Linked DNA regions of Homo sapiens: region 1 is linked to region 2. Evidence: chromatin contacts called from ENCODE Hi-C or POLR2A ChIA-PET data. All regions are on one chromosome and are shown on one strand. Each heading gives the region's core, a stretch centred on a gene start or an enhancer-like site at or near the end of the contact. The rest is flanking DNA. Distances are from core to core; before and after follow the strand shown. Region 1 holds the start of LINC02393 (long intergenic non-protein coding RNA 2393). Region 2 has its middle 59 kb from the start of LINC02393.

What was found. Hi-C counts contacts between places; a loop is a spot of excess contacts on that map. ChIA-PET counts read pairs that join two places held with the same protein, here RNA polymerase II (POLR2A).
Region 1: a loop to region 2 is called in a map of endothelial cell of hepatic sinusoid, with 2.8 times the contacts of the local background. The contact joins the promoter of LINC02393 here to the enhancer-like site in region 2. A Hi-C loop is called at or near these places in 2 of 168 maps with a recorded cell type or tissue (dorsolateral prefrontal cortex and endothelial cell of hepatic sinusoid). POLR2A ChIA-PET finds 5 or more read pairs at or near these places in 2 of 52 experiments (AG04449 and OCI-LY7).

The regions. Positions count from the first base shown.
Region 1 is chr12:127,880,328-127,885,044 of GRCh38, forward strand. LINC02393 (long intergenic non-protein coding RNA 2393) reads left to right here and starts at 1,290. Exons shown (of 3, transcript NR_033987.1): 1 at 1,290-1,404. LINC00508 (long intergenic non-protein coding RNA 508) reads right to left here. Exons shown (of 4, transcript NR_126452.2): 4 at 3,662-4,717.
Region 2 is chr12:127,820,214-127,824,875 of GRCh38, forward strand. No RefSeq gene overlaps it. Among named protein-coding and RNA genes, the nearest start is that of LINC02393, 59 kb to the right of the region's middle. Within about 2 kb of position 2,983, at least 7 of the 41 ENCODE cell types and tissues checked have a DNase peak (open chromatin) inside an H3K27ac peak, as active enhancers do; they include OCI-LY7 and dorsolateral prefrontal cortex, where a contact is called at or near this core.

The sequences.
Region 1 (4,717 bases), core at 40-2,539, 58 kb after region 2:
TCTCTTTATACACACCAAGCATATTTTAAACTTTCCCTGGCTTACTTTCCAGTTAAAGTCATTGTTAGTTTTAGAGTAATCTCATTGGAAAATCAAAGATCTAGAGTCATCACCAACTATTCTGGGTCATTCACTAGTAAAATTCTAACTCTTTTAAAACAAATTTGTCAGAAATTCTTTATTATGTTGGTTGTACTAAATAAAATTCACTATGAGTAAAATCTCCTCAACTTTCTCTGTAGGTGCTTCATTCACTCACTAATTCATCCATGCATCCATCCATCCATGCATCCATCCATCCATCCATCCATCCATCCATCCATCTATACTTACACAAATCCATCCATCCATCCATCCACCCACCCACCCACCCATTCATTCAACCATTCTTCTATCCACCCATCCATCCACGTACCCACCCATCTATCCATCCATCCACCTACCCACCTATCCATCCATCCTTCTATCCATGCATGTATCCACCCATCAATCCACGTACCCACCCACCCATCCACGCCCCATCCACCTACCTACCTACCTATCCATCCATCCATCCACCCATCCATCCACCCTTTCATTTATTCATTCACAAGCACCTACCATGTGCCGGGCTTTGGTCTAAGACCTGGGGATCCCATGGTGAATGTGAGTCACTTCCCTGCCCTCATCATGGTCACATGCAATGAAGGATTCAGACAATATGCAAGAAAACAAATAAACAAACACAATTTTTAGGTTATGATAAAATGCTATGAAGATAATAAATGGGTAATTTGATGAAGGGAGACTGGAATGGGAGTGACGGAGCCACCTGAGACAGCGAGTCAGGGAAGGCTCCCCAGATGAAGACATGGGGGTGCTGTCCTCTAAGCAGGGAAGGTGCAAAGCAGACAGGCCAAGAACAGGAGCTGCAGGCACAGGATCCAGCAAGGGAAAGTCCTGAGGCAAGAATAAGCTTGGTTAGTTTCAGAAACAAAATGGACATGGGTAGATGGTATGTGTATTTGCTGCCTGAACACATTTCAAAAAGTTTATAGGTCAGGTTTGAAGCATTTAAATTAAAAAATAATCAATGAATATACACAGCATTTGAAGATGTTTTTGTGTGTGTTATTTTTATTTCTAGTTAAGTTTTATCTGATCAATGTAAGGAATGCACGAAGATTCACTGATGCCACAGGGAGATCAATTTACATCACAAAAGCAGTTAGACATTGCTACATCTGTTATTTTGCCAGGAATTCCCCCAAGTACAACTTTTGCTAGACGGTCTTTCCTGAAACCATCTGAAATCATGAGTCAGTATGTGCCAGCTGTATTTAAGACCAAAGGCTTAATGTATCCACATCTGGGGTAGGAGTCAGATGTAAAACAAGCCCAACATTGCCTTGGAAGTTCTATAGGGTAAGTAAATGCTAACATTCACTTTCTTGCCTCAGTGGCTGTGGCTCTCACCTCTACTACTATAACTAGAAGCTTAATATTCACTTTCATTCTTTGAAAAGGTGACAGTGTTTCTTCCAGTCCAATAATGGAACTTTCCACTAGGTTGGTAACACAATTCAATTTTTAAGCCAAGCTCAGCCTGGTTTTGTCTTAACAATTGGGTTATTTAGCTTGACTCCTACAGAAAAACAAGCTCTTTCATGATGGGATGTGCAGCTGTGAATAGTACAACATGGATGAATGTAATTATGGGATTTGTTAAGTTTGGTGAAAAGAAAGTGGATTGGAAGGCTGCCATGCTTATCTATGGAACGAAAAAAATGAAACATGTACAAATGATATATTAGAGGTTTAAAAAAGGCTCAGACATGCAAGGAAATTTGAACATTGACTAGATATTTGAGGATATTTATATTTTTAATTCTATTTATGAATGATTACAGTATTACAGTCATATTTTAAGAGTTCTTATGTTTTTAACACGCATAAAAATATTTACGTATTCTATGAAAAAACCTCTCAGTAGGGCTTTTTTAACCTTTGCAAAATCTTCCGATCATGTTTTGTTCCCAAATTTTGTTCTGTTCGTATTGTTTGTTGTTGTCATTGTTGGTAATACACTGACCTAACCACCAAGATATTTGGAATTCAACTCAGAATTTCCACAATCATAGATAGAGGTCATATTCATTATGCTTTATTCCTAAACAATTGAAAATTTCTCCTTCAAGAATTTGCTAGTATTTTGACATTTAACCAAGAGTTTTCTTCTGAATCTACAGCAATGGACTCTTTCGTGGCTAGATTTGAATCCCACGTACAACAGAAGCTTCCAAATGCGTTGTTTGGCCACAATGAAGAATCCTTATTGAAATATCCCTTGAATGGCATAATTGAATAGACGTAATTGCAAAGCTCTGCACCATGTAAAATTGTAAATAGCACTGACAAAATAATTTATGCTCATTTATGATACAGTAGCTCATTATGGCTCCAATTTTCATTTCCTTCATTAGCCAAGCTCATCTGTTTCTCTAGTAGACATTCCTTTTGTCTATTATCTACAATCCTTTTCCCAGAGAAATGGACTCTTGTGTATGTAGATGAGAAGAACTGAGCATGAGAGGGTGCTGATAACAGGGGATATGGGCACCGCATAACCTAAACAGACTTTGACACCACAACAAAAGAGAGACAGATACTGTAGAACAATGACAGGTAAATATTGTATTAGAATAGTGCCTATTTCTGCTTTGGTTTCAGGAATGTCTTATAATAAATGAATAAAGTGGGTCACCACTACAATTACAGCAATAATGATAATGAGTTCAATAATAACATGAAAGAACAAGAAGCTTGCAATCAAGTCCCATATTCCTTGTGGGTGTGTTTAAGGAAACCTCGTGTCATATATTTGTTTTACTTTAATTACTTCCCTCATCTTCTAGTTTATTACTTCTCTCCACCTTGTGTCAGGTTAGAAACCATCACTTCCCTATGTCTCCCATCCTTAGCTGCAATATTCCTTCTTTATCTTGAGCAGCAGGAGATCTCTTTTCTTTCTTTCCACTTGTTCCAGCTGGAGACCATGACATAGAAGCCTCTCACTTTCTGGGATTGTTGAAATAAAACTGAACCCCTTCCCCACTTTACTTGTTCAACCCAGAGGAAGGTTGAAGAACTGTGGAGATGGAGGATGCTTACAGTATTTATTCTCCTTTTTCTAACTAGCAAGGTTAATATGTGAACATTGTGGTCATGTGTGACTTACTTGTAAGGTTCCTGGATTCTCTGTGTTTGACAAGGTGAGAGGTGGCCCTAGTCCTCTATACGAATGGGCCCAAAGAAAAACTGTACTTACAGAGTCCAATGTAGAGGATAATTTTACTAAAGGCCCAACCATGTCTACCAAACCAGCAATAGGAGCAATGAAATTGCTATGTTTGTCATATTTTTATATAAATATGCCTCTTTTTATTTCAATTGGTTCCAAACTCAGAGAGGAATGAGGTAGGGTTAACTGTTGCCCTCCTAAAACCCAAAAATGAACAGTAACATTATATTAAAAGGGTGGGTTGTTGGCTAAATCAGGTTTTTAAAAGTATATTAAGACAGAGAACCTCATTAAGGTTTGTGGTGTCGTGTTAATGGCACAGATATGTTTTGCTCATCCTCATATTTAAAACATGCAATATTTAGTTGGTGGGTCTCAATGTTTTGTCTGAAAATTTTATTAGTTAAGAATAGTGTTCATTTGAATTAGAGGCTAAAATTAGCTGCTTATATGAGAGAGAAGTTTGTTTCTCTCTCATGAAAACATCTTAAGAAAGAGGTCTGAAGCTGGAATAGTGGTTTGGACCTAAAGGTCGTCAGGAACCCAGGCTTCTTCCAGATTGTTGCTCTGCTTCTGACCTCCATTCCTCTTCATCTCATTAGCAAGATGGCAGTAACAGCTACAGACACCACCTCTACATTAAAGTATATAGGAGAAGACAAATAAAAAACTAGGTTGTAGTCCATAGGAGGAGCATGTCCTTGCTATGCCTTGGAAGCTGTCATGTGACACTTCTAGTTTCATCTAGAATTTAGTTAGTCACCTGACATTCCCTTGACCCAATGTGTACTGGGTAATGTACGCTTTATTCTGGACAGCTACCTATGAAGTCAAAAAAAACACAAATTCTATTCTTATGGGGGAAATGCATAGGGAGAAAACGAGTAGTCTCTTCCATAGGAAATACAGTTGCCTTTAAATGGTGAAGACTAACATTTAATATACCTGCAATTCTGAGCTCAGGTCAAGGTGCACTATATTGTCTGTGGCAGTGTAGGTGCATGACGGGACATTTTCAGCATCACAGCCAACTGTATGGTTGTTCAGATGGTAACAAAGACATTGAATAGAAGCAAATGCACCTAAACTTCAGCAGCAAAACTTCTAAGCACCCTGCAGAGCCTCAGTTCCCTTCTTTCTAAAACCAGCATAATATTATGTAACATTGTGATTATAATATTTGTCATGCCTACTTTCAAAGGTGTTATAAGAATCAAATGGCCAGGCGCAGTGGCTCACTCCTATAATCCCAGCACTTTGGGAAGCCAAGGCAGGCGGACCACCTGAGGTCAGGAGTTCGAGACCAGTCTGGCCAATATGGTAAAACCCAGTCTCTACTAAAAATACAAAAATTAGCCAGCTGTGGTGGTGGGCACCTGTAATCCCAGCTACTCAGGAGGCTGAGACAGGAGAATCGCTTGAACCTGGTATGCAGAG
Region 2 (4,662 bases), core at 1,733-4,232:
TCTCAGCCTGCAGAGACAGGGGTTTGCAGAGGACATGGGAGCACAGAGACAGGGAGGGCTGTGCTTAGAAGGCCACCAGAAAGGAACTGGGGCTGCCAGTGAAGGATGCAGCCAGCCTGCAGCAAGAGCATGGTGCAGGGAGCATGCCAGGGAAATCAATGCATTGACTTCATTCTTCTCCCTTTCTCTGATCTCCTGCTGGTGTGTGCCATTGTCAGATAGCCACATAAATTCCAGGGAAAGAAAGCCCTCTGATGTGCAGAACACAGAGCAGCAAGCGAAGGTGGATGGTACTGCCTACTACAATTCATTCTCTCTTTTCTTCTTTAGGATAAAAAACTCGATCCTACGATTTCACTGTGTCCAACATCCTGTGCCCTGTTGTCAAGTATTGAATAACAGGAACTCAGCTATGTAGAAGTTCCGGAAAGGAGCAGATGCAGGTGAGAGGGTGTAATTCATTTGGTTTTCCTGCCTCCTACTCTTTCTTGCTGCTTAGAACATGGATGTGATAACTGGGGCACTAGCAGCTGTCTTGGGTCATGAAGTCACCTTGACTTTGAGTTATGTCAGCTGAACAGAAAAATAGAAGCAGTTTGGGTCCTTTGCATCGTTAAAGACACCCCACCAGCCTCAGACTGGCTGACTTCAAATTGCTTTATAGAGAGAGGTGATTTTTAACTTATTCAAGGCACTGACTCTAACCCTAACGAATGGGGCTTCACATATAAATTGCCTGTAAAGCTCTGGGCACACAACACCTCCCAGACTCTCCTCACACTCCCCGCCTTCACTCACCACGCTCTGTGTCTCAGCCACTCCTGCCGATCCTTATGCCGGCAAATGCTGCACCATCTCTGTTCTCTACCATCCTTTTTGTCCAAGATTTTATTTTATTTTCCTTCTTCTAGTTCAGTGAAACACTTTTCTAATGTGGCAGCTATTAGGCAAAAGAACTCTCGTTAGCTTTGAAACTCCCTTGGTTTACCGTTTGGGGTGGAAAAAGCCCAACCCCCAAGATATGCAGTAAAAAGAGGCCAGAAAAACAGGGGAGTCTCAACTGTGTCTCATGCCAAGGGGATAAAAATTTGCAAATTGAGAATCACAGTTAGAAATGCATAAAAATAAAATGGAGCTAAAAAGAAAGAGAACTAAGCAACGGGTGACAATGAAGGCTGATGGAAAATCTCCAGCGGGGTCACGGCGGGATTGCCTTCTTTTTTAAGGCTGAATAACATTCCACGTATATGTGGAATTTTATATATATGTGTGTGTGTGTGTGTCATTTGAGTCATTCGAGGCATTCAAGGCTTCCCACCCATCTCAGATGCCTGACTTTAAATTGCTTTATGAGGCTGGGCGTGGTGGCTCACGCCTGTAATTCCAGCACTTTGGGAGGCTGAGGTGGGCGGATCACTTGAGGTCAGGAGTTCGAGACCAGCCTGGCCAACAACGCTAAACCCCATCTCTACTAAAAATACAAAAATTAGCTGGGTATGGTTGCATACGCCTGTAGTCCCAACTACTCGGGAGGCTGACGCACGAGAATCACTTGAACCCCAGAGGCGGAGGTTGCAGAGAGCTGAGATGGCACCACTGCACTGCAGCCTGGGTGACAAAGCGAGACTCTGTCTCAAAAAAATAAAAATAATTTTTTTTAAAAAAAATTGCTTTATTAACAGAGAGAGAGAACTTTTATCTTATTCAAGCCGCTGACTCTAATTTTAACTAATAGACCTTCACATATAAATTGCCATGTAACATATTATGTGTGTGTATATATATATGTATAAACACACTACACACACACACACACACACACACACATATATATATATATAATTTTATCTATTGGTCCATCTGTCCACTGACATTTAGATTGAATCTGTACCTTGGTTATTGAGAATAAAGCTGCAATGGACATGAGAGATGCTGATTTTATTTTTAGGGGGATAAGTATTCAGTAGTGGGATTGCTGAATTCTATGGTAGTTAGAGAGTAAAATGGTGGTTTCCAGGAGCAGGTGGAGAGTGAGAAATGGAAAAATATTTGTCAAAGAATACAATGTCTCAGTTCTGGACACCTAACATACAGCAAGGTGACTGTAGTTGATAATAACGTACTGTAGACTTGAAATTTGCAAGAATATATCTTAAGTCTTAGTAGCACACACACATAAAAATGGTAACTTTGCCAGGTGATGTGAATGAGCTTGATGGTGGTGATGGTTTCATGATATATCCATCTACCAAAATACGCATTGCACACCTTATATGCATACAATTTTGTCAATTATGCCTCAATAAAACTTTAAGAAACTATTAAAAATAAAGACATGATATTAAAGTCGAGGCGAGAAAGAAGAGCAGGAGTCGTGTGGGGAAGATATGGTCGTGTTCCTGGAAGGTGACTGGAGAAGAGCAAGGTGAACATTCTAGGGGAGATTTTTCCTGCTGTGAATAGAGCCATGTGCTAAAGGTGCCTTTTGATTTGTTTTTGTTTGTTTCATCCTGTTTTTAAAAAAAGATTAAATTCACATACAAATAATTTATGTCCTAGGCTCAGGAAATTAACAAGCAAAATTCTCACAGGGAAGGTTAATCCCACATTCACTCAGTGATGTGGGTGGTGGCTGAGACAGGACTTGGTGCCACGTGGGAGAGTCTCTGAAAGTCGTTAACAGACTTGGGTTCTGACTCTGTTATTTCTGGAACTCATCAAAGCACAGTAAAGCCAGAAAACTGAAGTGAAATTACCTTTTCTTTCCTCTGAAGATAATGTAATTGACATAAACCATCTGAACCCAGAAGCCAGCAAAGTGTTCTCTTTTTTAATAACTTCTCAGAAAGGCCCAGCAGCCAGGGCCTCTGCATGGCAATTATCCCAGGAACTGTGGGCTCCTGGACACGCTGTGCTCTCCTGGAGAGCATGTGGGTGTAGCCCAGGGAGGTGAGGGCAGAGTGGGCAGCCAGGAGGGGCCGCTGCCAGGCTTTTTCTGTCTTATTTCCATTTTGGTAAATGATCTCACTTTTCTTCTTGAACAACCAATCTGTAACTGGAAGATGAACACGGGGAAAAACTGCATGTAGTGGCTTTAAGCACTGTAGACTAGAAAGACTTGCAAGGCCAGAGACTCAGGCACTTGGCATGGATTTTACATCCCCTGGGGAAGTGGCCTTGCTAAGGTCTGCGAGGCTGAAGCTTGTTAAGGCTTGCGAAGGTCTGTGACCATCATTACTGCTGGTTTGATCCCTTTGGATAACTGTATCCCTTCCAAGAGTTTTTGCAGAACACTCCGTAGATAAGATACCATTTAGACTCTTCCCTGAGCTCTGGGAACACATCAGAGAATCCTATGATTAAACATATGTAACCAGGGCCATTTTAACTGAGAGAGAGAAGGAGAGAGAAAGCATACTAGAACAGGACTTTGAACCTCCATGCCCATTGGGCTGAGTTGATGTGGAGGGAGGAAAGAGATCATTCCTGCTGTCTTGGTTGGTTTGACTGCCACACCCCACATCACGGCCTGTGATTCTTGTGCATAGTTAACCAACTGCTTTATATTCAGGGGCTTCGATGTAATCCACCTGCTACTGAAACAGACCCAATAGTCCCACAGAACTGATGTTTATGGTTTCCTTTGAATAAACATAGAAGTGGACCCTCCTAGTCTTGAAAGTTGAGAAAGTTACATTTTTCCTATCTGAGTTCCTTGCTGAGGAAACCAACCATCAGGCCTCCCAGAGAGTATCAAGGAACTGAAACTCACCACGTCTCAGCATCTGCATAATGAGACACCAGAGCCCTCGCCCACCGCGACTGCCTAACCCACCACCTGCTTCCTGTGGATCAATTCCTTTTCCTTCCCCTTCCATCAGTCCTGTTTACCTGCATGTAGCTACATTTCTGCTATGTAAACCCCTAATAGGATTCAGTCAGGGAGATGGATTTCAGACTGATCTCCCATCTCCTTGGCTACAGCACCTGATTAAAGCCTTCCTCTATACTCTGGTTTCTCTTCAAATTGTATACATCTTCTGATTAAAGCCTTCTTCCTTGGCAATAACTGTCGTCTCAGTGATTGGCTTTCTGTGATGTGAGCAGCAGGACCCAGACCAAACCCCTGGTGTTTTGGTAACACTGCTTCTGCCCTGTCCCCCACTGGGTGGGGACCCCATAAAGTGTTTCATCTTTAGGAAAACAAACACAAAAACTTGACTTTTCTAGGAGTACCTGATTAGATCCAATGTTTGGCTTCTGTTCTAACTTCAGAATGCAACTCCCCTCTGGAGAGACAATTTCTGTCTCGATTCTGCCAGGCAGCTCCATGATGCCCTCAGTGATCACTACAAGTAAAGCTCGGGGTCCCCAGCACTTCTCTTCCTCCTCACCCTCCTACCTGCTTCATCCCCTGTCTCCTGTATCAGTGACCCGGGATGGATGAGGGGTGATCCACCTCAACCCCTCAGGCACCTTTAGCACGTGGCTCTATTCACGGCAGGAATAACCTCCCCTAGAATGTTCACCTTGCTCTTCTCCAATCACCTTCTAGGAAAATGACCATTTCTTCCCCACATGGCCCCTTCCCTTCTTTCTTGCCTCAACTTTAATATCTTGTCTTTATTTTTTAATAGATTTTTTAAGCTTTATTGAGGTATA